3 separate regions of the Mus musculus genome follow, and regions 1 and 3 are each linked to region 2. A link is a loop called in an ENCODE intact Hi-C map of the cell type or tissue named here. Cell type or tissue: gastrocnemius. All regions are shown on one strand. Links, peaks and the distances in the headings refer to the core of each region. The heading gives the core; the rest is flanking DNA. Region 1 holds the start of Pon2 (paraoxonase 2). Region 2 has its middle 8.0 kb from the start of Asb4. Region 3 overlaps Ppp1r9a (protein phosphatase 1, regulatory subunit 9A).

Region 1 (10,888 bases), core at 1,160-9,159, 83 kb after region 2:
ACAAACATACTAATCCTGACTAAGACAGTTGGATTGGACCCATCACTTTTCAGATGTATAACCCTGGTTATGATTCTTAATCTTGGGCCGCATTTCTGTCATTAGAAATGAGAGACAGTAATAATATCTAACTAAATGAGATTGTTAGTTAATTAAATAGGAAGTGCTCAGTAAATGATTGCTGGAGCTGTTATTTCAGCTGGCTCATCACTAAGTCTTCTTTTTCGATTTTGTAAAGCAGTGTCCATAGTTGGGAGAGGACAGCCATGAGCAGCATAGCTCTGAACAATAGAAACTGTGCACCCTAAAACACATCAAAACAAATTATATTCCCCTCTGAGAACACAAGAATATGAAATCTACCTCATATAGTGTTTGGAGGTTTGAGGAGTTGAAAATGCTAGAAAGAGAAAAAGTTAAAGACAGACATGATGAAATAGTCAAGTCTCAAGAGATAGATTTACTTTCTGGCCTAAGGTTCAAGTTATCAAAAACGTTAAAGGCTGACTTTCAAATTTTTAAATTAATTTCATTAAGTTATTTTCTACATATATCATAAGGCTATATTGAGTCAACTGAAAACATTAATTTAAAACGAGATCCATAGCTGGGCCACGCCCCATTAAGAATAACTATTTTTAATAATTATTTCATGACTAGCATATTACACTGTATCTTAGATTCGTGGATGTTTTGGACTTCTATCAACAAATTTATGTTTCAACCTAGTATTGAGGGACTAGGGGGTAGACAGGTAGAGAGAGGGGTCACAAAGGGGGAATAAAGATGGCAAACTTCCACATTTCTTCTTCACACTCCTGATGAGAGACAGAGGCCTAAAGACAGGGTGGGCTTTCTCTGCTGCCAGCAGGATCCCTGCCTATGGACTGGTTTGGAAAGTTCAAGGTCAAATCACAACATGTTTATTCCAAAGTTATGGGACTATCAACCTCCCTGTCTTTATTAGAAGGGAGAAAGACACCTCACAAACACTCAAGACTCCCAACCCTCAAGGAGAGACAAAATTTGGGCTCTGGAATTCTGCTTCCTCTTTGTAGAGGCTCTTGCTCTTGTGTGCCTTGCTGTTTGTGTATATATGCATGTGTGTGTATGTGTATATGTGTGTATATATGTGTGCATGTGTGTATATGTGTGTATGTATGTATATGTTTGTATATGTAGTTGTGTGTATAGTGTATGTATATGTGTGTATGTGTATATATGTTTGTGTGTGTGCATGTGTATATATGTGTGCATATGTGTGTTTGTATGTATATGTTTGTGTGTGTATGTGTGTGTGTATGCGTGTCCTTACCCTAAATAAGCCTTTCCCCATCAGCTGATTTGACTCCTGCATTTGAGACTTTCTCTGTTATTACCTGTTGTGTTCAAAATTTTTCCTTCCTTTTAATTTTTTAACTATCAAAGAAAATGAATGTGATCCAGACCCCTAGACAGCAACAATATGCCTGTAGTAATTTGTGGATTATAAATATTTTAAAATATGATGTGACCATCTTCATGCTTCTGCTATGGCATTACTTACTTTCTTTTCTTATTTTTCCCAGTGTTAGGGATAGAACCCAAGACTCAAGCACATTGGGCTTTGCTTTTTTAATGTATTGGAAAGTAGCCAGGCTGATGAAAGAGACTCTTTACCCTCTAAGAAACTCTGGAGTGAAATACCAAGAAGACAAATGTTTCTCTTGCTATAATAACCACCTATTTATAATATTTCTTCAATGGACTTGTGGTGTGTGTGTGCACACACATATGAGCATGCATGTGCACTCTCTCACATGCATACAAACACAAACATCTGTCTCCTTTCTTGAAACATGGGCAAGGAAAGGACAGAAAAAAAAAAAAACAGGTTGTGAGTAATCAACTCCTGTCACCTGTTACACAAAATGATCATAACGGTGAGGCCCTCTCCACAAACTTTCAGTATTGTACATGGGACAATACTCTCCAAAGGACCACAAAAGTCACAAAGAAGCAAACACTGTAAGTCTAGTCAGGAAAGGCCAAGTGCTGCCAGGACCCCTGCAGTCTGTGAACCACTGTGGTCCACAGTGAGGTAGGCATGGAAAGCTAAGAGTGGATGTCGAGGGGCTGTTATGGGAATGCTGTATATGGTGAAAGATGTGGGCTTGTGTTTTAGATGCCTGAGATTCTACTTTAATCCCCAGGAATTCACTTTCATTGTATTTTACAAAGGCAACGAAAAACCTGTCCTTCCCTACACAAAGCTGAGGAGCCTTGATTAAAAGGTGTCATTTTTTGAACAGCAATTTTCTAATTACAAACCAGTCACCCCACTGAGAAACACTGTTGGAAATGGAGCATCCAAATACACCAAGCAGGTTCTGACACAAGTTTGATGTGTACTGAGTACAAGTACTGAGTGACTCAGTTATTCCATAGTCAGAAACCACACAAAACAAGGGTTTACATTCTTAATATTGCCCTGTAAGCCCCCAAAATCTGAAAGATAGCTACGTTATTCAAGAAATTCAATTATTAATCTAGCATTCTTGCAGTAGAATAGCTGAGTTTTTTATGTCATATATATATATGATGGTGGCAGTTAGCCCAATGGTTGTGTATAAGTTCTTCGAGAGAAGCTGCTTCACCTTGCAACATCATCAGAAAGTGTGATGACCTGGACTGCTCGTGTGTGGAGTACAGAGTGGTCCTGACCTGACTGGCTCTGCTAACAGAATCAAAGCAGGGCTCGGCTGGAGTCATTCAATGCTTAAGAGCACTCTCGCTTCTTTCCGAGCATACAGGTTGGATGGCTAACTCCACTCAAGGGGATCCAATGCTCTCTTCCTGCCTCCATGGACACCTGCACACGTGGAAGGACAAAGACATATTACTTTTAAAACCAACAGTCTTTCAAACTAAATAAGTGAAGCACGACTTCCCTCAGATACTCGGAGGGGTGTGCCGAACTTCAGACCGGTGTTCCCAGAACAAGAAGTCGTCAGAGGCTGGTGTTGACTGAAGCCAGCCATTGGATTTCTGTCTCTCAGCTGTTGTCGGGAAACACTGTTAGGGCAAGTCTGGACTTGGTGAGAATTACTATAACACTCCACTTAATGGTGTCTCCCTAGGCATTAAGAATAGCACCGAATTGTAAAACTCCATGATCTGTTACTTAACTTTAGGACAAGTGGGGAGGCGCTTTGCCCGGCTCTTGCCCCACGGTTCCGGAGGCATGTCTCACAATACATGAGGCATACTTTTATATACCTCTCAGATGAGTCAGGAATCCTAGAGCAAACTCTCAACCTTAAGCCAGGAACTTAGGTAATAGCACCACGCCCTCCTAAATTTTGATGGTATCTGCAAGGTTTCTCCTGATGATTCATGCCACGGATGGTAAAATTCAATGCCTGTCTATGCAGTCAGTCAGAAGCGACATCCCAAGTTGGATCTCTTCACTTAAGAGGCTCGTGGATGATTTAAAGGATCCGAGGGTATATTTTAGAGGCAGGATACTTAGAAAGAGAAGAAAAACACAAATAAGTAGGTTAGTTAGTTCAGAGCTGTTGATAATTTTGGATGAAGGTAAAAAACATTGATTTGAAAGGAAATTTTGCATTTCTTTCATTTATGAAGGTAAGAAACTACTAAAAATTTTTGTTACCAAAAGAAGCAATAGTTGTCACTATAGTTGTTACATGTATCTTTAAATAACATACCTAACCTCATTTGAATTTTTTTCTTCAGCCTTTTATCTAGTTCAGACTAGTTTTAAACCCAATATTCTCCAGTCTCTGTTTTAGCTTCATGGTGAGATTCCAGTCAGTCACCAGCCCTGGCCCTTTATCTTCCTTTGAAAGAATGTTTCTAGAGCTTTCTGATTTGCTGTGCTAAGATCACACCTAACTCAGAGATGCCATTAAGGGCACAGGGTGGCTCCCATGCCAAGATGAGAAGGGCTGTGTCATTACTGTATTTCTGTGGCATACACTCACTTTCAAAGCACTTCGATAATCACATTTCAGTGCACTTGATCCCTTTGGCAATCCTACCCACCTAACTGTGTGCCCTGACAAACAGTATTTTGCGAAGTTATCTGTGATGGAAAGTGCATAAAAAGTACATCTTCTGGGACTTTGAAAGAGCAATTGTTCAGCTGTCTATCAGACAGTGGATACATCCCAGAGTCCCTTAGGGCTGGTCACAGATGTGTGGAACAGGAAGATCTCTTTCTTTTCCCTTTGGTGAGGGGCCAGGTACAAACCGGCATCTGCTTTTCCTTAATGGTTGGTTACAAAACAGAAACCTGGCCTGATGTGCCAGCATCTGCTGGTAATCCTCACGAGGGCAAGGCAAGAGAGCCTCAAATCTGAGGTCACCTCGAGCTGCAATAACAAAACACTGTCAGAAAAGGATGGTCCCCGGGAACTGACTGTGTAGCTTCTGCAAACATTGCAGGTGGGAATTAAGCACTGGGAACAATTAGGAACTGATTTCAAGTTATACCCAGTAGCTGTCGCAATCTCAACGAGTGCCCTCCCTCTTTATATTTTTATAAGTGTATATCAATAAGTATTAAAATGAAAAGGGAGAAAGAAGAGAAAATTGATTAGTACTCCAGTGAGTCCCGAGTTTGTGGTGTTTTAGTCTAAAATCTTTTTTTTTTTTTTTGGTTTTTTTTTTTTCGAGACAGGGTTTCTTTGTGTAGCCCTGGCTGTTCTGGAACTCACTCTGTAGACCAAGCTGGCCTCAAACTCAGAAATCCACCCGCCTCTGCCTCCCAAGTGCAGGGATTAAAGGTGTGCGTCACCACACCTGGCTATAAATCTTAATATAAAAGGATGTAATTCCAACTCTAACTTCTTATATAAGACCTGTCCAGAACCACTTTTTTCCCATCTAAAAGAAGAAAAAAAAGGAAAGGAATATTTAAAATGTCTGAACGAGAGAGATGTCTCAGCACTAAGAACACTGGCTGTATTTCCTGGTGTAGTGGGCACCCTTTTCTGACCTATGTGGATACCAGGCATGAATGTGGTGCATATACTTACATGCAAGCAAAACAACCATGCATATGAAATAAAGAACTAAGGCAAAACATATTACTCTAGGCAGGGCCTTGAGTGGCCCAAGAACTTGGCATATGGAGGTAGACAGATCAGAAGTTCCCTACCAGCCTGGACCACATGAGACCTTATGTTCAAAACAATAAGAACATTTAAAAGTACAATTTTAATAGATTTCATATATATATATAATATACTTTCTGTGTTGTTTAATAATTACTATCTAAATATATTTTATATTTAAATATAGAAATGTTATACACACGTATGTGTAATAACAAAACTAGTGTATGACTGTAGATATGGCTCAGTACTAGCCTAATATGAACAAAGTCCTGAGTTTGTTTCCTAGCTTCTCAAAGCCAAAATTATACACAACAGAGGGGGAAAGTATCCTCAAACACCAGGCCAAAACAGCAAAAAGCAAGCCCAAACTTAACTAAATTAAGGGAACTCCGCAGAGGCCACCCTAAAGTTTTCAGGGAGCTGAGCAGGTGCAGCTGCGCGAGGATCGGAGGCTTGGCGGGGTGTTTGTGAAAGGAATCAAGTTCAGTTGGGTTCCCACGCGGGCATGTGCGGATGTGCTCCGAGGACGAGGCGCCGGGCGGAGCCTGGGCTGCAGAGCCGGCGCTCGGGGCGGGGATCGGGCGCGGCTCCGCGCTCGGGGCGGGGAGCTGGCCCAGCGTCCGGAGCTGCTCGGTCAGGCCCGAGCCAGACGGCGGGCCGGTCCCGCACCATGGGCCGGATGGTGGCTCTGAGTTTGCTGGGCATCGGGCTGGCGCTGCTGGGCGAGCGGTTCCTAGCGCTCAGGTAGGTGCTGCCGAGGGTCCCGGGTCGGGAGTCCCTAGGCTGGGACCGCCGAGCTGATTGGGGCGCTCGCGCGGCGGGTGGGAGGGGGTGAGAGGGGGGGAGGTAACTGGAGAGAGAGCTTGTTTAGTTCGGGGGGGGGGGGGGACCGGATGGAAGGAAGAACTTCGGATAGCTACCGGTGCTCCGTTTAACCGACCCAGTCCACTTCCACCAAGACCTAGACACTTTGGGAAAAAGTTTTCCAGCGCTTGCTGGTGCCGAGGTTCCTCTGCCTAGGCTGACAAGAGAGAGCTTTGCAAATTCCCCAAGGGCAAACCCAGTGCTTTAATTTGAAAACAAAACCATTACTCATGCGTGGACGCTCTAATTATACAGCTTCATTTTAGGTCACTGGTGCTGTTCTGCTCAGCCGGAACCCATCCCTCCCCAGCATTAATAGTTGGTGAAACTTCAGGGTTTCCGTCTTGGCGCTGGAGATCAAAGACGCTTGAGAGAGACAGCTACTGTTCTTACATCATTTCCTTATTTATTGACCAGAGTCCCAGAAGCAGAGCGAGCGATTGTTTGTTCTGGGTAGACATCATACTTTCAAGTTACCAATTCAAACTTTATAAACTTCTTGCAAAAGTGTTCCGGAACAGTAGTACTCAGCTCCTTATAGGGTTAAAGAGAAAAGACAGTCTTCTGTAGGCGTTCTGGGAGGCAACGTAGACTCAGATGAGGAAGGCGGGCAAGTCTGAAGGGTGTGCTTCACACTGGGCCTCTCTCTAATAGGCAAAAGGGAAGCGCCGGCACTCATTGGTTGTTTAGCAGCAAACTGCTATGAGTCTTGCATTGTACAAATAAGCCCGAAGGGCACAGCAACGGGGCCTGGATATTGGGATCTCCCGGAGTCTTGACGTCCAAGTAGCACCATGTGAAACATTCTAATTCAGTTGGTTCTGATAGGGCATCGGCCTTGGGTTTTGGGTGCTTTTCTAAATTTTAAATGAATTCTTGGTTTTGAGACGAAGTCTCACTGTGTATCCTCTGTTTTGAAGCTCAGTCTGGTCTCAAAACTCAGGATTCTTTGGTCTCCTGACTTCTGCTATTATAGGCACACGCCAGCATGACAGTCAGATTTCCTTCTCTTCTCTTCTCTTCTCTTCTCTTCTCTTCTCTTCTCTTCTCTTCTCTTCTCTTCTCTCCTCTCCTCTCCTCTCCTCTCCTCTCCTCCCCTCTCCTCCCCTCTCCTCTTCTTTCTTCCTTTTATCTTTTTTTTTTTTATTTTTAACGTTTATATCTTTGCTAATAATGTGCAGTGTAGCTCAGGGACAGAGCACTTGCCCAGAATGCACGAAGCTTGGGATTCTAGCCCCAGCACCACACTACAAAATCACAACACGAAGCACACCCCTCTCTTAGCAATCCTCTTGTACAGTATGCATTAAGCATTGAGAGATGCTGGACTAGGCATGGGGAAAGCACTTTGGGAATGATAAAGGAGACCCAGACTGCATCCCCAAGAATGAGAGTCAAATCAAAGTATAGCACATCTTGCAAGGCAATTCCAGTGTCCCATAGCTGCAGCTTCACTTAGAAGAAGGCCCTGTGAGAAGTGGACATGGTGGGAGCACTGCAACAGGGAGAAAGTCAGCCTTATGCCTGTGCCAGGGAATGGCAATGTGGCTTCATTGTCATGGCACGGAAATGCTTCTGCTCCTGTAGACTCTCCACACATTGGATGGGTCGGGCTAGCCTTTGTTTTTAATCGATAAATAATAAACACACATACTTATGGGCTAAGGTGTTATATATAACGAGATCTGCAGTGATTACCACAGCAGTCACCGTAAGCACTTGCTTTTTCTTTGAGATGAGAATGTTAAGCATTCTTTCTTCCTGGTTTGAAGCATACACTACTATTAGCTCACGTCACTGCACTGCCTGTCTTCTAATCAGACCATTCTGCCCTTTGGCCAGTCTCGCTGCCGCCAATGGCTCGGCCTTATCCTTGAGTAACTACTGTTCTTATTTTTTTTTCATTAGATATTTTCTTTATTTACATTTCAAATGTTATCCCCTTTCCTGGTTTCCCCTCCAAAACTCCTTATCTCCTCCCCTGCTCCCCAACCCACCCACTCCTAGTTCCTGGCCCTGGCATTCCTCTACACTGGGGCATAGAACCTTCACAGGACCAAGGGACTCTCTTCCCATTGATGACCAACTAGGCCATCCTCTGCTACATATGCAGCTAGAGTCATGAGTTCCACCATGTGTACTCTTTGGTTGGTGGTTTAGTGCCAGGGAGCTCTGGAGATACTGGTTAGTTCATATTGTTGTTCCTCCTATGGGGCAACTACTTTTATATTCAACTTCTATTCATATCTGTGAATTTTCCCATTTTTTCATTCTTGCTTCCTTCACTTCTTCCTTCCCTCCCCTCTCCTCTCCTCTCCTCTCCTCTCCTCCCCTCCCCTCCCCTCCCCTCCCCTCCCCTCCCCTCCCCTCCCCTCCCCTTCCCTTCCCTTCCCTTCCCTTCCCTTCCCTCTCTCCTTCATTCTTTCCTTCCTTCCTGGCTCTTTAAGACAGGGTCTCTCTTTGTCTATCCCAGACTGGCATCTGTGTCATGAAAATCTTCTCGTCTCAGTCTCCTGAGTATGAAAACCACATACATGCAACACCGTGCCTCTACAATCCCTTTCTCTCACTGTATCTGTTGTATAAGTCCCCCCACATTGTCGTTTCCCATTTATCTGTTGATGGGAGGGCGCTTAGGCTGTTCCTATTTGGGGCCTGTTATGTATCCTGAGCCTCCTGGGATGCGAGCATCTCTTCAGCACTGACTTCTCTCTCTTTGGATATATCTCCAGTCCTGGGATTGCTGGTCATATACGAGACTTACACTTTAACAAGTTGTAGGGCGTCTCCGTTTCTGTTTCACAACGTCACAGTACTTTCCACCCACAGAAAGTAAAGGATGCCTTTCTGAACAAGGTGTGTGGCTCAGTGGTTCAATGTCGAGTCCGTGGGAGCACGTGTTCAAGCTCCAGAGTAGAGATGAGCTCACTGCTGCTTTCTCTCTTTTTGGCAGTAGTCGTTGTAACTAGAGCAAGATTGTATCTCTTAGAACATTTTATTTGCATTTCCCTGATTATCAGGGATGTAGGTTATTTCTTCATAACCACAGTAGCCATCATTTATCTTTTTCCAAGAAGTCTCCACTCAGGGTGGTTGCTTATTTGGAAACTGGGTTGTTGGGTTTTTGTTTGTTTGCATTGCTCTGTTTGCTAATGGGTTAGGTGTGAGCTAATGCAGGTTTCTGACATGTCCTGGCTGTTAGCGATGGTATTGCAAGTGTGTCCTCCCATCCTGTGGCCATTTCTTAAATCTGCTGATCGCTTGCTTCGTTTGGCAGGCGCTGTGCAGTCTGGTGTTGTCCATTGGTGTTTTTTCCTGCACTCTTTAGGCTCTTGCAGTCAGGTGCTTCTGCGCAGCCCACTCAGCTTTCAGTAGTAAAAATGGGACGTGAAAATTCCTAGACTCCTTCAGTTATCACCGATGGTTGAACCATCATTGTTTCCACAAACTGAAATTTTCTCGATGAATAGTCAACTCTTCCCCCTTTCCTTATTCACATTAAGGTCCAAAGCTGAAGTCTCTTGGATTGACAGGTATAGTCACAAATTAAGAAAAAGTAAATATACCCATCAGGGATGCGACTGAGGAGATGGCTAGTAGAGGGCATGAGATGCAAGGATGAGGACCTGAATGTGAACCCAAAGGACGCATGCAAAAATCCTACATGGCCATGTGGGCCTGTAAGGCCAGACTGTCCCTAGGCAGTACAATGGAGAGCAATAGAGGAAGGTACCCAGTGTCCTCATAGGATTTCTGTATGTATATATGAGTATATATATCCACACACCCACAACACATAGACCCACACACATGCACACACACACACACACACACACACACACACACGCACACACATGGACACATGGATACACATATACACGTCCATGTACATGCATGGACAGGCAAATATACACACACATGCACACACTGAATGCAGAGGTGCGGAGGGTAAGTAATTTACAACTTGGTGCAAGCTTTCTTTATAAAGCTCTGGCTAAGATAAACTTCGATGAGCAGTGATTTTAGAGCTAGTGACTTGGTGACTTCATTGGCAAGCTGAAACTCCGAATAGAGTGATGCAAGAATGTAGGGTGAAATGTTATATAGTTTGATTGTCCCACCCCCACCTCCCAAAAAACAATCAGGTTTTTCCAGTTAAGTTGGAATTTCAGATTAACAGAGAATCATTGTGTGTGTGTCTTCTATGTGTGTTTGTACATGTATGCATTTATATGTGTCCATGAGTGTGTATGTTCCCATGGAGGCCAGAGGTGAACATTGAGTGTCTTCCTCAATTGTTTTCTACATTATGTTTAAAAACAGGGTCTCTCATTGAGCCAGGAGCTCGCTGATTCAGCTACACTGGCTCACCAGCAGACTCCATGGACCCTCCTGTCTCTACCTTCCCCGTACAGGGTTTCAGACCTGGTCCTCTGCATCCAACTTTCACACAAGTGCTGAGGGTGAAACTCGAGTCCCCGTGACTGTGCAGGAAGCACTTTATCCACTGAGCTATCTCGGCCGCCCACGTCATTCTTTAGCACAATGTACATATAACACATTTTAGAAAAAGCATGCAGTTTGAGACACCATTTCACTAAAGGTAGATTTAGCTGAGCACTCTATATTGCATATGGTGACCATGTATGTGACTGGAGCATAGCCTGACTCTCCTGCCTGCAGTGTGGTGACATTCTCTCAGACTCGCAGGGTCTACTTCAAAAATCAACAGGCTCTGAGATCCCTGCAGGAAAGGATTTCAGAGCAAGGAGAAGGCCCTGGGCTATGCACTCTTTTTGCTTTAACCAGTCCCTTCTCTCTGTTCAGCTATTAAAGATGAGATGTTGGCTGTCAAGCGGTTTCTCTCTCCCAGGATGCCCACTTAAATTTTGACTTGAGTT
Region 2 (10,888 bases), core at 1,546-9,545:
ACAGGGATGGGAACTGTATTGTTAACCCCAGGATCAGTTTGTATCTCTGTTCCTAATCCAGCAAGACTTCATCCTGGCTAGAAAATGCCTAATCTGGGAAGTGTTAATTGCTCTTTAACTTTTACTTTTTTCTTCCTAGGTTAACTAGCTCATTGATCTTTCACCCTGGATACAGGGCTTATCATTGCATTGTGGAAGAAATGCTATTATTTAAGCCCCCGGGTCCTTGCTTCTGTTGTTCTCTTGTTGCTTCAGCTGCGCTGGGGGCAGCTGCTGGTCTTTTGGCTCAGTTTGGGTTGGATGCTGTGGTTGAATGCACAGCCTCATGAATGCTAGGCCAGTGTTTTCCACTTAATTACTGCCCCAACCTCCAAAAGCTTATCTTATTAATATCTGATTTGTATAACTTCTGCCTTTCTAAAGATCCAGGTTCATAGCTGTAAAAAAATAAATGTATCTTTGTCAAATATTTTGAGAAAGCAAAGTTTCTGTGAAGAAAATTTCAAAATTAAGAACATTATTTCTACCATTCTACTAGAAGCAAAGAACCAAAGAATAAAATTCAGAGATAATTTGAATTTTAAAAAATAGAAGTTTAGGAGCTGGCGAGATGGCTCAGTGGTTAAGAGCGCCGACTGCTTTTCCGAAGGTCCCGAGTTCAAATCCCAGCAACCACATGGTGGCTCACAACCATCGGTAAAGAAATCTGATGCCCTCTTTTGAAGTGTCTGAAGACAGCTACAGTGTACTTACACATAATAAATAAGTAAATCTTTTTTAAAAAAAATAGAAATTTAATTTCTCACCGAAGTCATAGCAACGTATCTGGAATATTGTGACTAATGAAAAAAAAAAATCTGAGACCTGACGTCATTACCTAGACTTAGCTTCAAATAGCATCCATTGCTTAGGCCACAGGAGACTACATTTTGAAGTGACCATGTTTTACACCATCTAGTCTGACCTGACAGGAACCCTCCTCCGCTTTGTCTCTTAAAATGAAAACTCCCGTCCTGGACAACGTGTTTTTCATTAGTCTTTAACAACATGTCTCGGACATGTCTTCTGATCTTGATGGTAGGAAGACCTTCCTGACAGGACAGTGATGTTGAGGCAAATGGTTCCACAACCCTCTTGTACTCCCTGGGGACCTGAGGGAGCAGGCACAAAGGCCCAGGTGCTTGTTATCTCAATGGCTGTATACCACACAATCTACCCACTGTGTGTTATCTCTGGAACACAAATGGTTCCTTTGTTTATTATATCACTTTAAACATGGATTTAACACTATTAAGCTACAGTTGTTAAATGCAAACACAGGGAAGAAGTGAGAAGCAGATTCCTAAAACTTATCTTCAGAAATTAGAATTTTTGTGGGAGCAAAGTCCTTTGCCCTCTCTGACTTTCCAGCAGAGGAGTGGGTTATCTTTGCTATGGGCTCACAGCTGTGCATTATGGGATTGCTTGAAAACCGCCTTTTTTCTCCTCTGTCATACTTAAGGAGTTGTGTAAAATCTCAGGACACTCTGCATCAATTTTTGCTGTTGTTGTCTCATATATTTGCATGTTAAAGCTTTGTACAGAGATTGCTTTAACTGTAGATTTACTTGGGTTAATAGACAACACGGACAAATGCAGTGAGAGCCTCCAGCTGTATGGGCTTCAGCAGAGATCTGATCCAAGTTTTCTATACCAATTGGCAATAGGGTTAGTACTGTAATTGAAATTACCATCGTTATTTATAATGCAGAAGTCAGGAAAACTAAGAACCAAGGGTTGTAGCTGGGCGTGGTAGCACACGCCTTTAATTCCAGCACTCGGGAGGCAGAGGCAGGAGGATTTCTGAGTTCAAGGCCAGCCTGGTGTACAAAGTGAGTTCCAGGACAGCCAGGGCTATACAGAGAAGCCCTATCTCGAAAAACAAACAAACAAAAAAGACACAGAAGGATCTAATTAAAGGATCTACTCAAACCTGTAACCACATGTGAATGTTTGGGGGGGGGGGGGGAGGTGAGTGGGTGGCTCATAAGCACAAGGAAAGAAACAAACAAACAAACAAACCCAAAACAACCAAACAAAAAAAGAACCCAGGCTTGTGTGGACCTCTGCAACAACAAATGGCAAATAATTTGGGGGTTTTTTGTTTGTTGGTTGCTTGTTTACTTTGGTTTGTTTTTGTGTTTGTGGGGTTTTTATTTCCTTTCCTTTTCTTTTTTCCCACCTAACAAACAGTCCCCAAATGTGTTGGCTTGAAGCAACCATGTAACCTTGTAATCTTTTCTCAGGTAATTTCCCCTAGGTCAGAGCACAATGGAAAGGCTTATCTTGGCGCTTTGATGCTTGGGACCTCAGATGAAAGACCGGAAGGCCAGGGGCGAGCTGATGCCGCTTTGAACTGACTTGATTAGTTAACTAACAAGTTGATCCTGATGCCTTGGTTTCTGTCCACAGTCTCTCCAGGAGCCTGTCTGAATACCCTCCCCGCATGGTGGTTGGCATCTCCTAGAACGAAGGAAAAGGGGAGGGGAGGGAACATCGAGACTGGTTTTCTCTGTAAGGACAGAGCTTTGTGGGCTAAAGCAACAAGTCCTGGGCCCCTAAGCTCTGCCAAGAGGATGCAAAGAAGCCATATCAGCCCCTGGGTTCCATCTCTCTAAAGACATCTCTTTGCAGTAAAGTTTAAGAGTGGGACTGATGGGTAATTTTTATTTCCTTCTGTTTCTTGAACCCAACCAGCTCAGTTCTCTCAAGGCTGCCTGGAACAACATTCCGAAAGTTACTATGTACCAGGGTTAGTAATACTAATTTCTCCAACATGGGAAGTGCTGATGGGGTTTCTTTTTTTTTTTTTTTCATAAAAAAGCAAAAAAAGTACAGAGGTTTTTTTGTTTTGTTTTTGTTTTTCCTGGCTATGAAGTATAAATACAAAACAAACAAAATTAAAAATTCAAACCACTTTGAGATTTCAATTAGCTATTCTGTGAGATCACTGGCCAAGGAAGTTATTCCTTATTTGGAGGTAGGGTAGTGGAGTTACAACTAAACCTTGTATCAAATCCTTATTAGTTTCACCACCAGCGTGTAAGAGCAATTGTCAGACTTTATGAAACAAATGAAAAAAATTAATACACAGAATGTGCTTGTACACGGAAAAGCACTACAAAGAGTTGTGGATGATTCTGGTCTCGATGCTCACAGAACAACATGACTCTCCTGGAGAAGACAGGCAATCTTAACTGACTGTGTCTCTGGCTCCCGTGCTACTGATATTCAAAACACAAAATTCAAAATGTTCCTCTTTCCTCTACTTTACTCCTCACCGGGTATCATATCTTGAGCATTGGCAGAGGGTGGGTGATACTATTTTACAAAGGCAAGTAGTCTTGCCTGAGTTTCTGAAAACCAAGAAAGCAACGTTTTTTTTAGACTGCACTTATCCACAAAGCGGGTCAGTTTTCTCCTTCCACCAGTTGGGGGCGCTTGAGGAACTTCTAAGCCACTTTCAGCTCTCGAGTTCGATGCATCTCTAAGGTCTAAATTACAAACTGGAAGCCTATGTGTTTCTCATAAAAGTCTATTAAACGGTTCCCACAAATGACTGAAATGGTTGTTTGTAAACGGCGGGATCTAAAATCACACTCGCGCGCCTTTCCTCTTAGAAGTCTCTGTTTGTGGACTCAAGGTCCTCTATTTGGAACATTGAAGTGATTACTTAGCTGGGGCCGCCTGCTTCCCGGAACTGGTACCCAGACCATCTGCCTTTCATATCGGGGTATTCAAACTGCATTTGTAACTAAATTCCCTTGAGCGTTTCCGGAGGCTCTTGGTTCCTGGCACAATGCTATATTTTCCCTTTCAAAACCCATCCTTAATGGGTGATGGACGTCAGAATAGCTAGATTGACACAAGCAATAACCGAGCCCTGGTCCACCTGAATTTTTCCTCCACCTAAATTTTGACAGACTATACATTTAATGTCATCTTTGACTGCGAAAGGCCGGGTTCTTCAGACAAAGCACGTCTGAGCCCGCAGTGGGGGCATCAGCTGTGTGCAGGGTCTCCTAGCAACTGCCCTTGCAGCCTTGTTTAAACACTAGCGCCGGCTTGTATTTCCACCCTCACACCAGCACACACTTCACAAAATCAACTCATGGGAATAATTCGCCATAATTCTGTCTCAATCAGAACACTGACCCCGCAATTGTACTCCAGGCAGCGTTTGCATTCTTTCTTTACCTCTGACAAATTTTTGAAGGCAAAGTATAGCTAGGGAAGAAAATTGCCCTTCATGTGGGAAAGAAATATGGCAGGCTTCTAAGCCTTCTTTCCTAAGATCCCAGGATGCCCTTTAGCCCTCAGAGTTCACAGAAACCAAGAAGCAGTTTACCAGTTGCAAAGATTCATCGATTTGATTTTACCTTTTGGGGTAGCACTTTGCGCATTTCCCTGGATATAATGTAAAATCGACATTCTTGCAGAGAATTTGTTTGGAGTGTATCATGCAAATGAAGCTGCAGGACCCGGGAAGAGTGGAGAGAAGGGTTGCATATTTTCTGTCTGCTTACAGATATTCTTGCTATAGAACGGCTGAATTGGAGCTGAGAAACAGTATCTTGTCAAACCTTGTCTTTTTAAGAAAGTACAGAGCCCACCTCCGTTGTTTGTTCCACTATGTTAATTACTGAGGAGAGTCAAATTTCAGTCCTTTACAAGTTTCCCCGCACCACGTTTTAGGATTCTTGTTTTGTTCTCTCTGCCTTGGCTGATTTACATGGATCGTAACAAGGAGGCAGCTAACAGGAATAAGCAAGGCTAACGCGTTCTACTGACTTTAAAGGAGTCGGGTTTGTGAGGACTTTCCGAGTGTGTAAAATGATCAGCGACTGATTATTTTTGCATGTGTTGGTTATTGATGCAGTAAGCAGATAATTGAGTCAAAAGCTGCACCAGAGTGCATCCCCTGGCAAGCATTTTAAGGATTCATGTTTTCGAAAGGAACCCACAGACACAGCCTCAAGCAGCAAAAGCTCTCTCTCACAGAGCCACACAGACCGTCCTCTGGAGGGAATCAGAGAGTGAGCGGTCTTGGCACACCCGGCCGCATGAGGGCAGTATTCCTTGAAAAATGAACCTGAAAGACCAGCTGCAAAATCTCTCAAAAATGGGAGAAATGAGCCAATGCAGATAAAAACGAGGTCTAGATGAAATCAAACGCAGATTTTAAAAATGTGTTTTAATCCATATAAACCATTATCCTTGCTGATTAAATTTTGCTTCGAGGATGAATTTCTCTGCTGAAATTTTACCATAGGTTTGCCTATGATTCTATAGAATCATTTCAAGATGTATGTCTAATAAATATAAAAGTAATTAAGGCTTGTCAGGGAGGAGTAGCCGCCCACCCACGATCCTTTGCTCCTACGTCACTGGTATTAAGAAGCGTTCTGTAAACGAACTAGACGTGTTTTCTTCTATATGTTTATTTCCCATACTCACTGTCATATACGTCTGTTTTGGGCTGTGGGAAAGCAAGACAAGCTTGCATCTCATGTTCAGAATTCTCCTCCTAGGTTGATGATATTCCCCATAATGCCAGAGCAAGCTTTCCTGAGTCCCTTCTAAAAAGGCACGAAGACACAGATGGAGGTTAAAACAGCAGCTACTGTCAGTCAAGGCCCCAGGCAAGACTGAGAAATCAAAGATATGCCCTCCTTTCCCTGTCTGATAATGTTGCTAGGTGGCCTTTGATAGCTCCAGGGCATAAAAGGGCGGGGAGCTTGTACTCCTGATCCGTCTGGCGTTTCTCCTGGGTGAATTTCTTTCTTCAGCATGACTATGAGGTTTTCAGGAGTGTTAGAAGGATGGTACATCAGTCACCAGCAAAGGCGACTTAGGAACAAACACCAACATGCTACAATAAATTGCCTTGGCTGAAAGCTATCTGATACATTTCTGGCTTGGCTGGAAGCCCTGCCTCCACATACCATAACTCAATGGCTATGGACTTGAGTTATTGCTGTATGCTACTGGGATCCACCAGGCTGAAGCCAAGAGACAGTGAATTGTAATCCAGATCTCAGTTCCTTCAGGTAAATGAAAGAAACCACACAGCACTACGATACAAAATGCAAATCTGGTCTATAGGAATCAAAACCAGAAAAGTTGGAAGGATGGGGCATTATAAAAGGGAGAAATTATATCAACTGGTTTGGGGGTTCGAGAAACACTTCACTGAAGAAATAGTATTTGATAAATAGAGGCCAAGAGACTAGAGGAAGGATGTTTTTGTTTCTAGAGACGAACAGCCTCTTCGAGACTCTTTCTAGCCTTCATGGGGATGCCATGATAGTTCAAGACAAGGAGAGAACACTAAGGGGGAAACATCATTATTAGATTAATTGCCAAGGGAAGGGTGAGATGAAAGCTGGCATGTGTATGCACTTGGGAGCTCACAGGGGTCAAGAAACTGTATCACTTTGAACATGTGAGCTGTAGTCTGGGCATATCAGTTTTGGGTGTGTCTGACTTTTAATACATATCACCCATAAAAATCTCCCTTGCATAAAAGGGTACACTAGAGCTGGAAAAGGTCTTGAAGGTAATTTATGGCTTCATTTTCAGCTCAGGAAAAGCTGAATGAAGATTAGGAACTGCATTCAGCACCATTCACTTTCTCCTTTGCATCCCCCTCCCAGGCATCAAGTGTCTGCCTCCCTCTGTTTCCCACACCATTCACAGGCAGACTACAGGGCTGTTTGCTTACACCAGGCCTCAAGTCTCTCCCCATTGTTCCCCATCTGTTGGCTCTGTCTCGCCAACAATGATTGCAAAAGCCTCAAAAACAGAAGCGGCTTCTTCACCCCTTTCCTGAATTCCCTATGGATACATTAAGAAGTTGATTATTCTATTTATTTTTTTTTAAGAGGGTGGGGGAAGCTCCAGATTACAAAGGCGTTCACAATAGCATCTGTATTCTATAGGCTCTTTCAGGTTGCCAGAGCAAGGAAGCCCAATCGTGCTTCCCTCATTAATGGGGGCTTATTGTGAGCACAAACAGGACAGCCAGCTCTGCAGCTGCACAGCCAGCCAGGCCGCACCAGGAACTCATCAGTGCCTGTTATTGTCCCGGATAAACCTGTAGCTCCCGCAGCCAGGCAGCTGCTCTCCTGACTTAACCGCTTGCCCTCTCTCCGTGCCTCCCACCCTTCACCTTTAAAACGGAGATCATAATAATATGTACCTCATTGAGCCGTTGTGAGGATTAACTAAGTTGACATGTGTAAAGCCCTTTTACAAGAGTGTCTGGGGCACAGTAAATGCTGGAAGATGTTAGCCATCATTATTAATTCAGTGTAGCCAGGCAGCTAGCTTTGACTATGAAGGCTCTGACTCTCCTGACTGATAGTGAGAGGTGCAAACCTCCCTTTCTTCTCGGAGAACTCGATATGCCCCTCCCCACCACGGAGTTTCTGCTCACTGGTATTATGGCTGTGCTGGTGGAGACAGTCTGCTTACTCTACCGTAGTTCACTTCGGAGAAAGCCACGGAGCTGCCACAGCAGCCGGCTGCCTAGACGCGCACCACGCACCGCCCGTGAGCTGTTATTTATCCTGGTGCCAACTTTCTCAAGCAAGCATCACTGGAGGAAGCCAACGGCCTATCGGCTTGGTTTCTTGTACTGTGGCAGTTTTGTTTTCTCTACAAGTTTTGGTCAATTTGCCTAAATTATGCAAACACTTCTGAATTGGAAGGTTGAGCTTCCCGGAGGACAAAACTGAAGTTTTGTACATAGACCAGACTTATTCGGCAGAGGGCCGCGCAGGGCCAGCTGTAAATCCAACTGAGGTTAGCCGTGTTTTATCATTCTGCAAAAGGCTCCCTCTGTGGTTAACACTGCTGTTGAATTCAAAGCTCTTTCTGAGCCTTTTGGCTCCAGGCTGTGCACATGGACTCTGGCAAAGCATCATTAAAACTCCTATTAGTGAGAGCTGACTGCTTTCTTCTGCGAGGAAGAGTATTGCATTGCAGCAGAATGCAAATCTCCTCGGCGCCCGCTGCACATTCATAGCATTACAGCTCCAAAGGACTCACAGAGACATGGAACCTTGGAGGCTTCGTGAGTTGCCCACCCTCCCTCACCCCACGAACATGCTGAAAAATGAAAACCGAGAGTCCCTGGTTCGAAAATTAAGACTTTCAAGATGGCAGCAACACATCATTAATCTGCGTGGTGGGTTGCTCTCAGCACACGGGTCTGAGCAACGGCCCTGACTCCATGTGTCATAGAACAATGATGCTTTCCATTTTGCCTGTGACACATTCTGTGGGGAGAAAATATGAGTGCAGGTCTAAACCTCATGTACCCAATTCCCTCAGCCCTGGGGACAACCCACAGATTGCTAACCATCACCTAATTTATTACTGACCCCCACCATGTCTGCCTTCTGGGGACCCATCCTCCAGTCCTTACGCTTTCTGTTGTGTGTTGGATAAGAGGCAGAATGTTGTAGTGTTCAGGAGCACAGACACAAGGATACTGTGTAGCCTCGTGGTTTCAGTTTCTCTTCTACAGTTTCATAAAGCAGACCATATGTAAAACAACCAGAATTGGCTCTAGTATGCATGACGACTATTCCAGAATCAGCAGCCTTTACTAATTTGCCATTTATGCCTCCACTGAAATCAAATCCAATTTTTTAAACACACAGTCCCCCTTGAACTTAAAGTTCTGGTAAGGAGATTTCTCTCCTGAAGCAAGAGGATATTGAGTTAGGATCTCAGACTTATTAAGAACCAAACATTTAGCTGGGCGGTGGTGGCGCACGTCTTTAATACCAGCACTTGGGAGGCAGAGGCAGGCAGATTTCTGAGTTCAAGGCCAGCCTGGTCTACAAAGTGAGTTCCAGGACAGCCAGGACTATACAGAGAAACCCTGTCTTGAAAAACAAAAACAAAAACAAACAAAAAAAAAAAAAACCCAAACATTTGAACATTTGCCTTTATAAACAAACAAGCTAGTCACGGGGATGAACACCCGCAAGTCCAGCACTTGGGATACAGAGGTAGGTGGGTCTCTGTAGGTTCCAGGCCAACCTGGTCTACATAGCAAATTCTGAGAAAGGTAGACCTGCATAGAGAGACCCTGTCTGAAAAGAAAAGGGAGGAGGAGGAGGAAAGGAGGAGGGAGAGGAGGAGGAGGAGGAGGAGGAGGAGGAGGAAGAAGAAGAAGAAGAAGAAGAAGAAGAAGAAGAAGAAGAAGAAGAAGAAGAAGAAGAAGAAGAAGAAGAAGAAGAAGAGAGGCAAGATATGTAGAGTCAGCTAGTACATTCAAGAATCCAGAAGAGAAGCACATATTCCTCCCAGAAGTCACTGCTCCATGTTAATTAAGTTTGTTTTAAGTCTTGTATGACCTTGTTTGTGCATTTTATTTTTAAATACATCTGGAGACTGGGCACATGAAAAAGACCTACTCATCTTGCTCCTGTTTCCCATTAATTAGAAGAGCAAGCAGGAATCAAAATTATTTTGCAAAGGAAAGTCTGTATTTAAAACCATGGGACAATTACTTTGACTCTCAGGTTCTGGCAAGGTAGAGCTCATTCAATACCATGTCTGACTTCGATGAAGCAAGCAGAACAGTTGAAGGGACCATGTGTCTTCCCCCCACCCCCACCCCCACCTCCATAGCACTCAGTGGACATTACAGATCCTTCCTCAGAGACAGGCTACCAGAGGTCCAAAGGATGTGTATATGGAAAACACTAGAAAATTAACTGAATGGGAAGGGTTCTATGGTATGATCCAGGGCTTAATCAAAATCAAACCAAGGCTGCTAAAATGGAAATACTGGACAAAATCAGTTAAATTGAGGTCTCTAAAAATAAATCACAGTAAGAGCTAAGCTTATTTTGTAAAGAACTTGCAACCCTGGAAATTTAAAAAGGATTTTTTTTGACAGAACATGCAAGTATCTTTTTTTACTATAGGAAGGAAGAAAGGCTTCTGTGTGTTTCAAATGAATTACTAGGTGGACCAGGGCCTTGGAGTCCTATTTCCTAGGTGATGGGGCAGCATTGCTAGCCTTGCTTCTTCCATTCAGTCACACAGCTGCAAGGTCTGGCAGGACTGGCTGTCACTAGCAGCCTCACACCTAACCAATGGTTCAGGGCCTCCTGGAGGGATGAGTGTGGTCAGGAGACACACGAGTCTGTGTGCTCTCTTGTTTATTGGTTGAGGAAAACACTATAGGATGTTTTTGAATGCAAAGCTTACAGCAAGTGTGTGCTCATTCTTTTAAAAGACACACACACACACAAAACCCTGCAATTATTTGGACTTATATCTGTGGATTGTGGATGAAGCTTCTCGTAGCAACATGAAGATGGAAGGAGCTGTTTTCCTCCAATGGCCATCCCATCACGTGTTCTCTGTTCTGAAAGATTATTCTCTTCTTCTCAAAATGGTGCCATCATGAAAAGGCAATCTCTATTTAAATTTTTATACCCGGTTTCCTTTATTGCTCAAGAAATTGTGTGTGCCCAGGCATTTAGTAGCTACGTTACATATATATTCAAGAAAACACAAGAAGTCACAAATTGTATAGCCATAATTTGGAAGAGTATGTTAAAACTAAAATAAATAAATAAATAAATAAATAAATAAATAAATGAAACTTTTCCAGGAAGAAGCCCAATGCAGAGTATCAGGACGGGTTACTTCATCAGAACCTGTTGTCATGGTAACCGACCTGGGAGCCTTGTGGGTGCTGTATAGGAGGCATGTGTGGCAATTATATGAGCTGAAGTGCTGTTGAATAACCCCAGGAAGGCAGGACTACCACAGTGCAATTTCTCAAAAACCACTATTTTAAAATTCATACATTATAATG
Region 3 (10,888 bases), core at 929-8,928, 250 kb after region 2:
GTATTTATTTCTGTTTGTGATAAAACATGTGTTATGAAGTCTTGAGCCCTGTGACTGGCGTTGGTACTGTCTTCTCAGCATTGTCTCAGCCTCACGAGTGTCAAGGCTCTTGTACCAATCTGCCCAGCATTGCCCAGCTTCTCCTTCACAAACACCCTCCCCCACTGCCTTCTTGCTCAGTTTCCCCATGCCCACAGTCCTTTTCTTTTGACTCTCTTCCCAGAAGGGTCTGTGGTTTCCTAGGGTTAGGGGGAAGTACCTAAATAGTTAAGTCACAGGGCCAAGGACAGATGAAGCGCATTGGCTTTTACACCCAGTATCACTAGTTTGAAGAAACCAACACTTGCATCCACTGAGACAGCCCATTCCTTTGAACCTGTGTGTCTGCTCACAGCAGCACTCTACCTTCAGCATCTCCGTTCCCATCCCTTCCTCTTTTTAATGTCCTTGGGTAGTCATGTAATTCGCACTTCCTCGGTGAAGAGCAGCATGTGTCTTCTCCATTCTCAGCCACACATCTTATTTATATCTACACGTAAGAGGCCTATTGCAGTATATGAATGAGAAGGGAGCTGTGTAAAGCCTTTGAAAAGATGAGTTCTAGTTAGGATGATATTAACTCCATGAAAGTTTCTGAGAATGCTTTAGCACAGGCAGTATGCTAAAGTCACACAGAAACCTCACATACTAACTCCTAACACTGAGTAGAAAATTGATAGAGTGCTTTATTTACACTGGGTACCCTTGTCTCGGCAAAGCCTCACTGCCTTGAAAGTGTAGAGATCCAATCGCAGCGAAAGGATGCTCTTGTAGAGAGAAAGGAAGCAGTCCCACCCCTCTTATGGCCACAGATCTCTGTGGTAACAGCCCTCTGCGGAGACACCGTTTTTTGTTTTGCTTGTTTGTTTTTGTTTTCATTTTTTGTTCATTCATTTTTTTGCTTCTGCTGACTTAACTGGCATTCAGCTGCAGGTAAGTCATGGAGACAGCACCTATGGGGTTCCTTCTGTCTTCATCTCTCAAATATGAGAGGAAATGATGACATGCTATGGAGGTACTGACACATGTAAGAACTCCTAATTCCAGTAAGGCAGCCGGAGGACTAGGCTTAGGGTTGCAATAAAGCACTGTGTCATGTTACCCGCCTTTGTAAGTGACTCGATAGACGGAGAGTAATGGTGCATGACTGAAAACTAGACAGTCAGCAGTGACTACACTGTCTCCACGTTCCGAAAGCAGTGGTGAGCCGGCTGAAAGACACTTCTAGCCAGCAATCAGGAAGACATTCCCTCCATATGGGCCAGAGAGTACACACTTTCTATTTTATGTCGGGAAGATGTTCCGTCTCCTTCTCAAGCATCATGCTTTGCCATGGCAGCTTGAAGGGATGCTTCTGTGGCTGAAAAAGTGTGGCTGCATCCTAGGAACTCTTCCGTTGCAAAACTGGTGGCTGTTGTGTTTGGCTGGCCCATCTGGATGGCAGCATTACGTGACTGGAGAGTCAAACTTAGTAATGCATCAATAGGTTTGTTGAGCATTAATTATTTGCCACACACTTCTTGTTTTGCCACTAACTACTTAACTACTAAGTCAGTCACTGTACATGAAGGCACAGCGGCAGGAGTAACAGGGAAAACCACTGTGGAATGCGGGGTGCGGTGTTAGTTAGCCACCGTATAGACATGAGGTCAAGTTTGTACCTGGAAGCATCATAAAGCCATTTTTCGTTCCCTCACTGAGAAGGCAGCGAGAGAGAAAGGCCATATGCTGAGGGTGCCAGCTGTAACCACACCTGAATTTTTTAAGTCCATCTCAGATGAGTGGATGTGTCTCATACAGCAAGGAATGCCAGGAGTTAGAGAACCTTATGCTCTGGAGTTACATTTCAATGAGGGAACATCCCATTCCATTAACATTTGTTGCATCAGCAATCTCATCAAAAGGAAGCACAGAATTCCTTTAATGTTTGAATGGCACGTAGGTCTGTGTAGGGAACTGGGTGAAACCCCTGAGGCACATGAGAAAGCTTTAAAGGAACGGGCAGCTCACCAGCACACTAATGGGGCACTCTGAGAACACAGCCGGTTAGTTTGATTCTAATTTTATGCTCACTGAGTAACTTTCTGATTTATGAATCCACTACCTAGGAGAGAACGGAATGACTGAAGGCTAGTAGTTACTCTGACAGCTGATCCTCCCAGACTAAGCCAGAAAAGTACTATTTTGGTACAGAATGTTTTCCGAGTTTTTGGCAGCATGATCCAGCACGCTGAGCTTGATTAGATTGATTAGTGTATTGATTAGTGTATTGATTAGTGTATCTGATTGACGTCGGGGACTTGAAAACTGATGACTAGAACCTCCGCTCCTCAGAGCACTGTGTGACAGCCAGTGGATGAGACAGCTCTGGGTGACATCTGCCAAGGTGCAGAGATACTGAGATTAGAATGCCAAGAAAGCCAATTCTTTCCTACATGTCTGTGGGGTGACGGCGTTCAAGAGAGGACAGTCTACCATCACAGAAGCCTAGGGTAGGGAGGGCTGGGAGAGAGTGAACTGAGAGCACTCAGCGGGCTGATTTGTGAGGGTTTGGGAGCTAATGTTGAGAGTGAGTCAGTAAGCAGTCATCCTCCAGAGCATCAGCATGAGTCCCTGCTCCTGTCTCCTCTTCTCCTGATCTCTTGCCCCGACCGCCCTGGACCATACGCTGATATCTGCAAGTATGAGACGGAATAAACCTTTCCTCCCCAAGCTGCTTTTGGTCATCAAATTGACTCCGCCTGCAGAAACCATGATCCAGAGCGTCCGCTACAGGAGGCCTCCCGCTCGTCTGCTTCTAAGTTAGGACTAAATAAAGGTCGGTGAACCGCTCTGCTCAGTTACCCAGCAGTCTGGTTAGTTCAGGAGACCTGAGGAAGGGAACGCCCAAGATTTCTTCTCTCTGGAGAAGAAATGCCCTGTCTTCTTCTTTAGTTCTAGTTAATTTCAAAGGAGACACAGACAAGACAGCACCATGGAGGTGGAGATGAGTGCTTTCTCCTGCGCTGTGTCTGCTAAGGGCCCAGGAAGGTTCACATCTGCTTATTACTCTGCTGCCAACTTCAAAGCAGCCATCAATTAGAAGCAAAAGGCAGAGGGAGTCCAGATAAGACTGCACTGCCTTTGAAAGACCCCATGAGTTTTCTTGGGCAAGGGTTCACTTTCTGATCGTTATGCCTTTAGATAGTGAGTTGTGGGGCTAGGACACAGTTCAAAGGTAGAACATTCATCCAGCATGTGAGGGGCTCTGGCTCCAATCTCTAGCACTGAAAATAGCCAAACAAAGCAATGCAAGAAACAACCCTGCCTTATAGGTCAGATGCTCTGTCCCATAGCCTCGCACGATGGGACTCCAAGCATCAGCAGCTCCAAAGAATGAGCCTCTGTTTTGGCCTTCTCCCAATATCTACCTGTGCACGCTCAGGGGATGGAGGGGAACCTACTGGAGGTCTAGCTCTGGGAAGGTGCTATCACAACCATGCTTTGATTAATCAAAGGTTTTGAAAACCTTTAATCACTTTGGAAGTAACCAACATCACAGTGACGCTGTTCATCAAACTGACAATTATGTCCGATTGTTTTGTGGGCCTAACAGAATTTTTTTTTTTTGGTCTCCACTCGTGTTCTGTGCTAAGCACAGTGTCTGCCTCGTCTCGTGGGCAGCTTCTGAAGAGCTGTGAACAGGACTTGGTCTTTGACAGGGGGCGGCGTCTAGCAGCTGACAGGCAGAGGCAAGAAAACCCTGGAGAGTGCTGCAGGAGAACTCCAGTGTGCACCACAGTCCCAAGGCTCTGTGGGCTGTGGGGTCAGCTGGGGTTCTGTGTCCAACGCCGGTGGAACTCTCTAATGTGCAGTGACGTGCAGCCGTGCCCACAGTGCATGCGTGTGGTGCATTCCAGGGCTGCTGCTACCTGGAAGAGCCTCTCCATCTAGTCCGAGGAGCTGGCAATTTTGGCAATTAATTTAAAGTGTTGTCTCTCTGATCATCAGTGAAGCTTGTCTCCTTCTCAGATCATAGAAAAACCAATGGACACCTTCTCTTTGGGGAACTGTGACTTGATTTCTTCTATCTGCTTTTCATTTTTTAAAAAGGAATCAGTCCTTTGGAGTTATTCAAATGCTAAGAGGCCATCTGTTAACTTTGTATGCTCGGTGCTTTTTGATAGTTAAAATCCAGATTATTCTTTCTTAGGCATAGACTACGGTAAGAGTCCACAGAACAGCCTGTTGCTCCACCCCTGAGGTCTCCTGGCATTGCTCCTGCTGCTACTTCCCGACCCTGCTGTCCCAGGCAGCACACTTTGTTTGCCACTCCCATTTGCAACCGAAAATTTTGTGTACACCTCTAAATCATCTGCCATCTTTGCTCTCTATAAATATGACAAGATAGCTCTTGTCATCTTCTTTACCCTGTCGATGTCTTGTCGCAGCCATGTCTGTGTCGTTTACCCGATTTCCTGCTATATGGAGACTATACAGATCAACTGCAAGTCACTTATCCATGTTTCTTGTTTTATTTTCAATCACACAGCAGGGTTGCCATAATTAATCCTTTTCCCTGTTTGTGTGTGTGTGTGTGTGTGTGTGTGTGTGTGTGTGTGTGTGTGTGTGTGTGTGTATGTGTATGTATGTGGAGGCCAGAAACGGAAGTCAGGTGTCCTTCAGTTGCTTTCCATCTTCTTTATTAAGACAGCATGGATCACTGAAGCTGGAGCTCAACGACTTGGCTGGATAGGCTGGCCAGTGAACTCAGGCATGTGCCTGTATCACTCAACCAACCGTGACTGCGGATTAACACGCCCCCAGGCCTAGCTTACCTGTGCATGCTGGGGATCAAAACTTGGGTCCACATGCTTGGACCATCAAGAATTCTCTCTGGTCTCGACTATGAATATATTTCTTAATACACATTGTATATATCATATGTAATTTTGTATATAATTATTAATAGACAGATACAGGGTTTCACTTAGATATGTACATATATGCAGACTTGTTATTTAAATATATGTATATATTCATAGGTACTAATAAAATATTATTTGTACAGTAAAGTTTTAGTCATGTGATTAGTAAGAGTGCATTTTTAAAAAATGGAAGTATATAAACACACACATATATAATATATATATATGTTGAAAAAGTTTCTGTTCTGTGTATATGTATAAATTACATTGTTTATATAAAAAATAACATGACCAGTACTGCACTGTTACCTTAAAAGAACACATCACATGTGAAGTGGGAAACCTTACGCTTTATACTTCTCTGCACTATTCAATTTATCTGAACACACATGTACTGCTTTATATACCAAAATTAAAAGACAGTGGCTCAGTAGTTAAGACCACTGCCTACTCCTGTAGAGGACCTGGGATTAATTCCCAACCCCCACATGGTGGTTCATAACCATCCAGAGCTCCAGGTCTGTGGATGTGATGACCTTTGAGGACGTTGCTTAAACATGCAGGCAAAATGTCCATGCCCATAAAATAAAAGGAATATTTTTAAAAGTCAAGTCTATCAGCACCACTTTGGAGTTCTAGCTTCACTAGAAGTGTCTGTCTGGGCTCATGACTACGGGCTCTGCATTTATCTTTACTGTGCCATCCTGTCACACTGCAATGCTGATCACTGTAATGATTATTATAATGATAACTGCTGATCACTATAATGATTATTATAATGATAACCGTCGAAATCAGTACTAGAAAAACTTTACTAAATACAAATCCATCAACTGCTAATTTTTACCATCACTCGGTCTTCACATCTCCCCTCACATGGCTGTTAGTGTTCATGGACTCCAGGCGATAGTGTACACAACCTTTAGACCGTTTCCAGAACATTGGGGGAAGGATAAAGTGATAAAAGGATCAAACTGACAGGCAAAAGTAAAAACAAACGAAACAAGCCTCATGGCAGTGGGAATTCTCTTACTCCCTAAGACCTAAGAAGGAAAGCAGTGCTCTAAGGTTGTGTGCCTATGAGAAAAAAAAAACTAGTTTTACACCATACACATTGTGTTATTAGTGATGCCACATCAACCAGAAGGGGAAGAACAAAACAAACTCACGTACCTTTCTCTTGTAACGCTTTCTCAGTGGCTTGGTGGCAGCAAGGAGAGTCTTCTGTGTCATGATCGGATGCTGAAGTCGAGGAGGATGAAGTGTCTCCCGAGATAGAGGAGAAAGGGTCCCCTTCTGGATGCTGTGATCCTCCTGGAGACTCAGTCGTGTGGTGGGATGAGAAGGCCCTAGGGCTCGTCACGGGGGTGAGGAGTGTGACACCACACTCCGATTCTGGAGAAGAAACTCTCCAAGCCTTGGGCAGAAGCGATTTGGTAACATATGTGTGGTTATAGTGTCTGAGGGCTGTTGGTATAGAGGTCATAGAGCAGATTTATGCCTGAGTGTCAGGACTGGGCAGCGTTTACTTTGAAACGGCCTCACCTTTTCCTGGGAAAGGAATTTTTATTTGTTGGCTTACCGCCGAGAATGCACAGTTTATAACTACTCACCAAATCAACTGTGCAGCTAACACAGGCACCTAAGGCATGTAGAAATGATTACTGGGATGTTCATTATTTCCACTAGATTAAAACAACAGCCGAACATCAAAGGCACCACTATGAAATACGGCAATGTGGATAATGCTTTTGGCTACCTTACTGAATGGAGGAAAGGATTTAAATGACAACCATATAGCAATTGAATACAAATTTAGGAGACTTTCTTCCAAGTAAGGCACAGATCAGTAAAACCGCTATCACGTTCAATAAATACACTGGTGGACAACGACACTCTGCAAGAGTCTGCCAGCCATTGAGAGTGCTCACCTTCCTCTCCAGGCTGTCCTCCCCATCAGTTGAGCTGACGCTGTCATAGAGCCGTGTCCTTGTGGGCCTCTGGCGCCTGTTCTTCACAGAGAGCTGGGCCCGGGTTTTCAATGCTTTCGAATCCAGGCGCTCTGTCTCTGGGACTGCTTCATTCAGGTCTAGGGAGAGTATTGCAAAATAATTTGTGAGAGAAAATGGTAGAGAGGATGGGAGGGGACCACAGACACTGAAACCCAGCCACTGGCTATCAGTGACAAGGGGGACAGAAGCCAATTTTTCCAGCTTGTCTAACACTCCACAGGTGACACCCTTTCTGCAGCATACTATATAAAGCAGCGGAGTGCACTTGCATATGGACACACATGTTGGAACGTTTGATAATCACAGTTACAAGAGACCTACAGACTCTATGGATGAAGTCCACTTGCCAAAGTCAAGTGTGGGTAACAGAAGGTGACCATGAACACAGCAATTCACTAATAGGCTGAGCCACTCTGCTCTCCATTGTCTGAATATCTAATTTATTTCCCTTTGAACTCTGTAAAAAAAAAAAAAAAAAAAAAAAAAAAAAAAAAAAAAAAAAAAAAAAAAAAACTAGAAGTGAATTTATTTAATCCGAGCAAATTTAAGTTAACCCGTTTCCCTAAAACAAGATCTGGTTACAGAGACAGAGCAACAGTTCATTACTGAGTGTAACTCTTTGCTCTGTAGAGGGAGAAGGACAGGGCTGCTGCTCCTGGCATTAGGTTTCAGGCTATAGTGCAAGCTATGTGTTGATGCCTCTCTTCCATTTCTTCCTCTGAATGCTTTCTCTTCTCATTGAAAACTACATTAGCTTTCCAAAGAAAAATGTTTTCATCTTTAAATAAAAGGACTTCAAGAGAAGGAGAGGGTGAGGGGCCTCAATGCTTAGAAGCAATTTTTGACCTTCTGGGGCCCCGGTTCAGTTTCTACCACAGACATGGCAGCTCTCAGTCATCTGCGACTCCAGGCCCCGGGGCCTGATCCTTTTACCTCAAGACATCAGACATAGATGTGTTGCACATAATATACGCAGGCAAAACATACACATAATTTTTATTAAAAAAATCCAAAAATTAAATAGAAAAGACAAAGAGAGAAGGAAGGAGGGAAGACACAAAGTAAAACAACCACAGAAACAGATAAAAACCACAGTAACAGCAGTTGGGCATGGCAGAACCTGGTTGTTATGCCAGCACTCCGGAGGCTAAGGTATGAACACCTCTCTGAATTCAAAGCTATCATGTGTGAGAATCCATAAGAAAACTCAAACCCAACAAAGGATGAAAAAGAGGTGGAATAAAAAATGCTACCAAGAGCCTTTCTGTAGTCCTCTTTAACAGGTTCTTAGCATTTGTAATATTGTTAGGTGTAATGGGGGAAGAAGAAGTTTAGCTACGAATATAAAGACTAAGGTAGCAGTATATGAGTATTGATTGGAATAAAGTTTATTTGGAGTGGAACTACTCTTTACATAGATATACTTGATCACTTGCTGTAAATAAAATCGTTTGATGATTAATCACATCTCTTCTTTTCAGGATGGCAGTCATTAAACAAAGTCACTTTCGAGAAATTAAGTGACCCTGGATTTATATTACTAAAAATAAGTCAATAACTCAGTTATAGAAAACTAAACACTTGGACTAATAGAAAAGAATGTCCGGCAACCATCATTAATTAGTACAGGGCATTTCTAGATATAGAATTATTTTAAAGACGTGCTCTAAACATATTATAAAACACAAGCATAGAAGGACTTCATATGGTTTCTCTTATTTATAACACTGGGCACTTGGCATATAGTTCTAACAAATAAAATTCAGTGTACTTTAGTCTCAGGAGACATGTCGCTGAATGACAATATTTACAGAAGGTTGGGCTTTTCATTTCCTATACTCAAGTGAAGAGTGAACTCTCAGAGAAGTCAGACGGCTCAAGCGAATATAAAGAATAACTAGATGTTTTCTAATTAGGAGTCTCTACTTTTACATGCCAATGGAGAAAAAAAGTCACCTTCGTCACTTTCATTTCCTTCCTCCAATAAAATCTATATTTGCGGCTGCCCATTAAGAGTTCATTAGTTGTGATAATTGGGAGAAAGTCAGACATCCACTCTCTATTTACACATAAAAATGCTGAACAGCACGCAGATGAAAGCAATAATATAATTACAAATAGCACAGTTCACGCACAGCTTCCATCTTTTCTGTCTCAAAGTGGGATTGCATGCTCAGTAATGCACAGTGCTGTCACACAGGCCACCTCATTTGTCCCTCATTACAGACCCATGAGACAACAAGCAAGCAGCTTGTGTCCTCTCCTGAAGCTCGAACACTGGAGTAGCTTGCCCTCCTCTACACAGCTAGCTGATGAGCTGCTTTGATTCTATGCTCTGTCTCTCAGGCTACTAGCTATCCACCCCAATTTAGCTGGTGTTGAAAAGTCAATACTGCAAGGTTTTAATACCATAGATATGTGTTTTAAAAGTTCCAAAATCATAGGTGCTCGGACTAGTCTAGAAAATTCAACTCGTCAGCATCTACTCCATATGTATACTATAAATAGTGTGGAAAAGGGAAGGCTTGTTGAAAGCTAGCGACAGACTCCCTCACAGATGGTTTTATGGTTTGACAACAATTTTGGGTAGTAGATGACAAAAGATACCCCCAGAAGAGGTGCATATCCCACTTGTGTAAATATGGTTTCTTTGGCAATAGAATCCTCACTTAAACACAGGGTAGCATCCCACCCACAGGACTACAGAAGTCACTCCATTGCTTGTAGTGAGCAAATGAAATGAAATGAGGAGACTGGAGGACGTAGTGGAAGGCATGGAGACAAGTAGAGACTAACCAGTCCTGTTATTAGGGAGTAGCCTGCCTAGTGCCGCTGTTAGACAACCCTGAATGGCCATGTGGACCGTCTGCTTCAGCATCCCTCATCATAAACTGTGCCTAGGAAAGATGCACTTAGCTCAAGTCTGAGAGGCAGTGCTTTTAGTCTGTTACCTGCGTGGCCCACAGCACATTGCCCACAGTGAACAACTTCTGGGAGTCTGAATCAAGTATCAGACTTTATTGCAGAGACTATGGATTACAAACCAGTAATTTATTTTCCATCCTGAGAAGTGAAAAATTTTCTTTAAGAACCAGAAGAGTGGAGTGGTGCTGAGAACTGTCACCCTGATAGCACTTACACAAGGGGGATGCTAGAAGGAACACTGTCTATAAGAAGATGTTCAGTAATGACAGGCAAGAAGAATCAGTGTGTGGATACATGAGACAGGGGCTGCTGGGTAGCCCCTGGTAGCAATATCTGCATTGTTCATCCATTATATGCTATCTTCTTCCACTATGCAACTTAAGAATCACAGTATCATAACTCAAAAGAATCTTAGGACTCTGGTCAACTTTATTTCTCATAAACGAAGACTAAGGGTCAAACGTGGCCTCTCAGTTCATCACTAACTTGCACTACATAGTTCCTCTGTGAAACAGCCTAGAGAGAACTCAGGTGTAGAAGCCTATGCTCCTTCCACAGGGTCACCCTTCTGTCTGGAAGTGAACTTGATGAGCAATCTTGGGCCTGGCACAAGCACCTTTTCTATTTTACTTTATGCTCTGTGTAGAAACATATACCCAAGAGTGTGCAACGCTGCAAACTCACAGGAGCATGGCCCATCAGGGAAAAGAAAACTTGATGGGATTTTATTTGGCTTTGTAATTATCCCAAGAGTAAAATTCATACTCTAAAACCTTAGCTGTCATTTTGGGTGCTGTCATTTTGGGTGTCACTTGGGTGTGGCAGGGGAAAGCCACCTGGCTCAGTTCTTGAGTTCTCTGCAGTGAGATGGGAAGGCTTAGGTGGCCATGGTCATCACTGCTTCCTAATAGATGCCACACACACACAAATGCAGGTGGAAGACGGAAGGTGGAGCAGCCTTGAATGAATCAGTAAATATGGAGGGATGCATTCAGAGACTCTCCA

What was found. Hi-C counts contacts between places; a loop is a spot of excess contacts. Peaks named below come from ENCODE experiments on the same cell type or tissue, not always from the same donor. Only the 100,000 strongest peaks of a DNase experiment are listed, where the experiment ranks them.
Region 1: a loop joins it to region 2, with 5 times the contacts of the local background. A loop is called at or near these places in 14 of 42 quality-filtered maps.
Region 3: it touches region 2 in a loop (3.0-fold over the local background); 5 of 42 quality-filtered maps call a loop at or near these places.

What each region holds. Positions count from the first base shown.
Region 1 is chr6:5,293,191-5,304,078 of GRCm38, reverse strand. It overlaps Pon2 (paraoxonase 2), which reads left to right and starts at 5,739. Exons shown (of 9, transcript NM_183308.3): 1 at 5,739-5,867. The coding sequence starts at 5,794. Gm52887 (a long non-coding RNA gene) reads right to left here and starts at 3,792. Exons shown (of 4, transcript XR_003956397.1): 1 at 2,637-3,792. In gastrocnemius, for the core only: a CTCF peak has its summit at 5,644; DNase peaks (open chromatin) are centred at 5,741, 6,259 and 6,658; H3K4me3 peaks cover 1,755 bases; H3K27ac peaks cover 2,114 bases.
Region 2 is chr6:5,376,936-5,387,823 of GRCm38, reverse strand. It overlaps a transcript of Asb4 not described here. Among named protein-coding and RNA genes, the nearest start is that of Asb4, 8.0 kb to the left of the region's middle. In gastrocnemius, for the core only: CTCF peaks have their summits at 3,471 (motif pointing right) and 5,107 (motif pointing right); DNase peaks (open chromatin) are centred at 5,090, 6,780, 7,108, 7,575 and 3 more places; H3K4me3 peaks cover 3,575 bases; H3K27ac peaks cover 1,296 bases.
Region 3 is chr6:5,130,164-5,141,051 of GRCm38, reverse strand. Ppp1r9a (protein phosphatase 1, regulatory subunit 9A) reads right to left here. Exons shown (of 16, transcript NM_001363809.1): 12 at 6,878-7,035. Among named protein-coding and RNA genes, the nearest start is that of Gm46949, 18 kb to the left of the region's middle. In gastrocnemius, for the core only: no CTCF peak of the experiment used is centred there; a DNase peak (open chromatin) is centred at 4,820.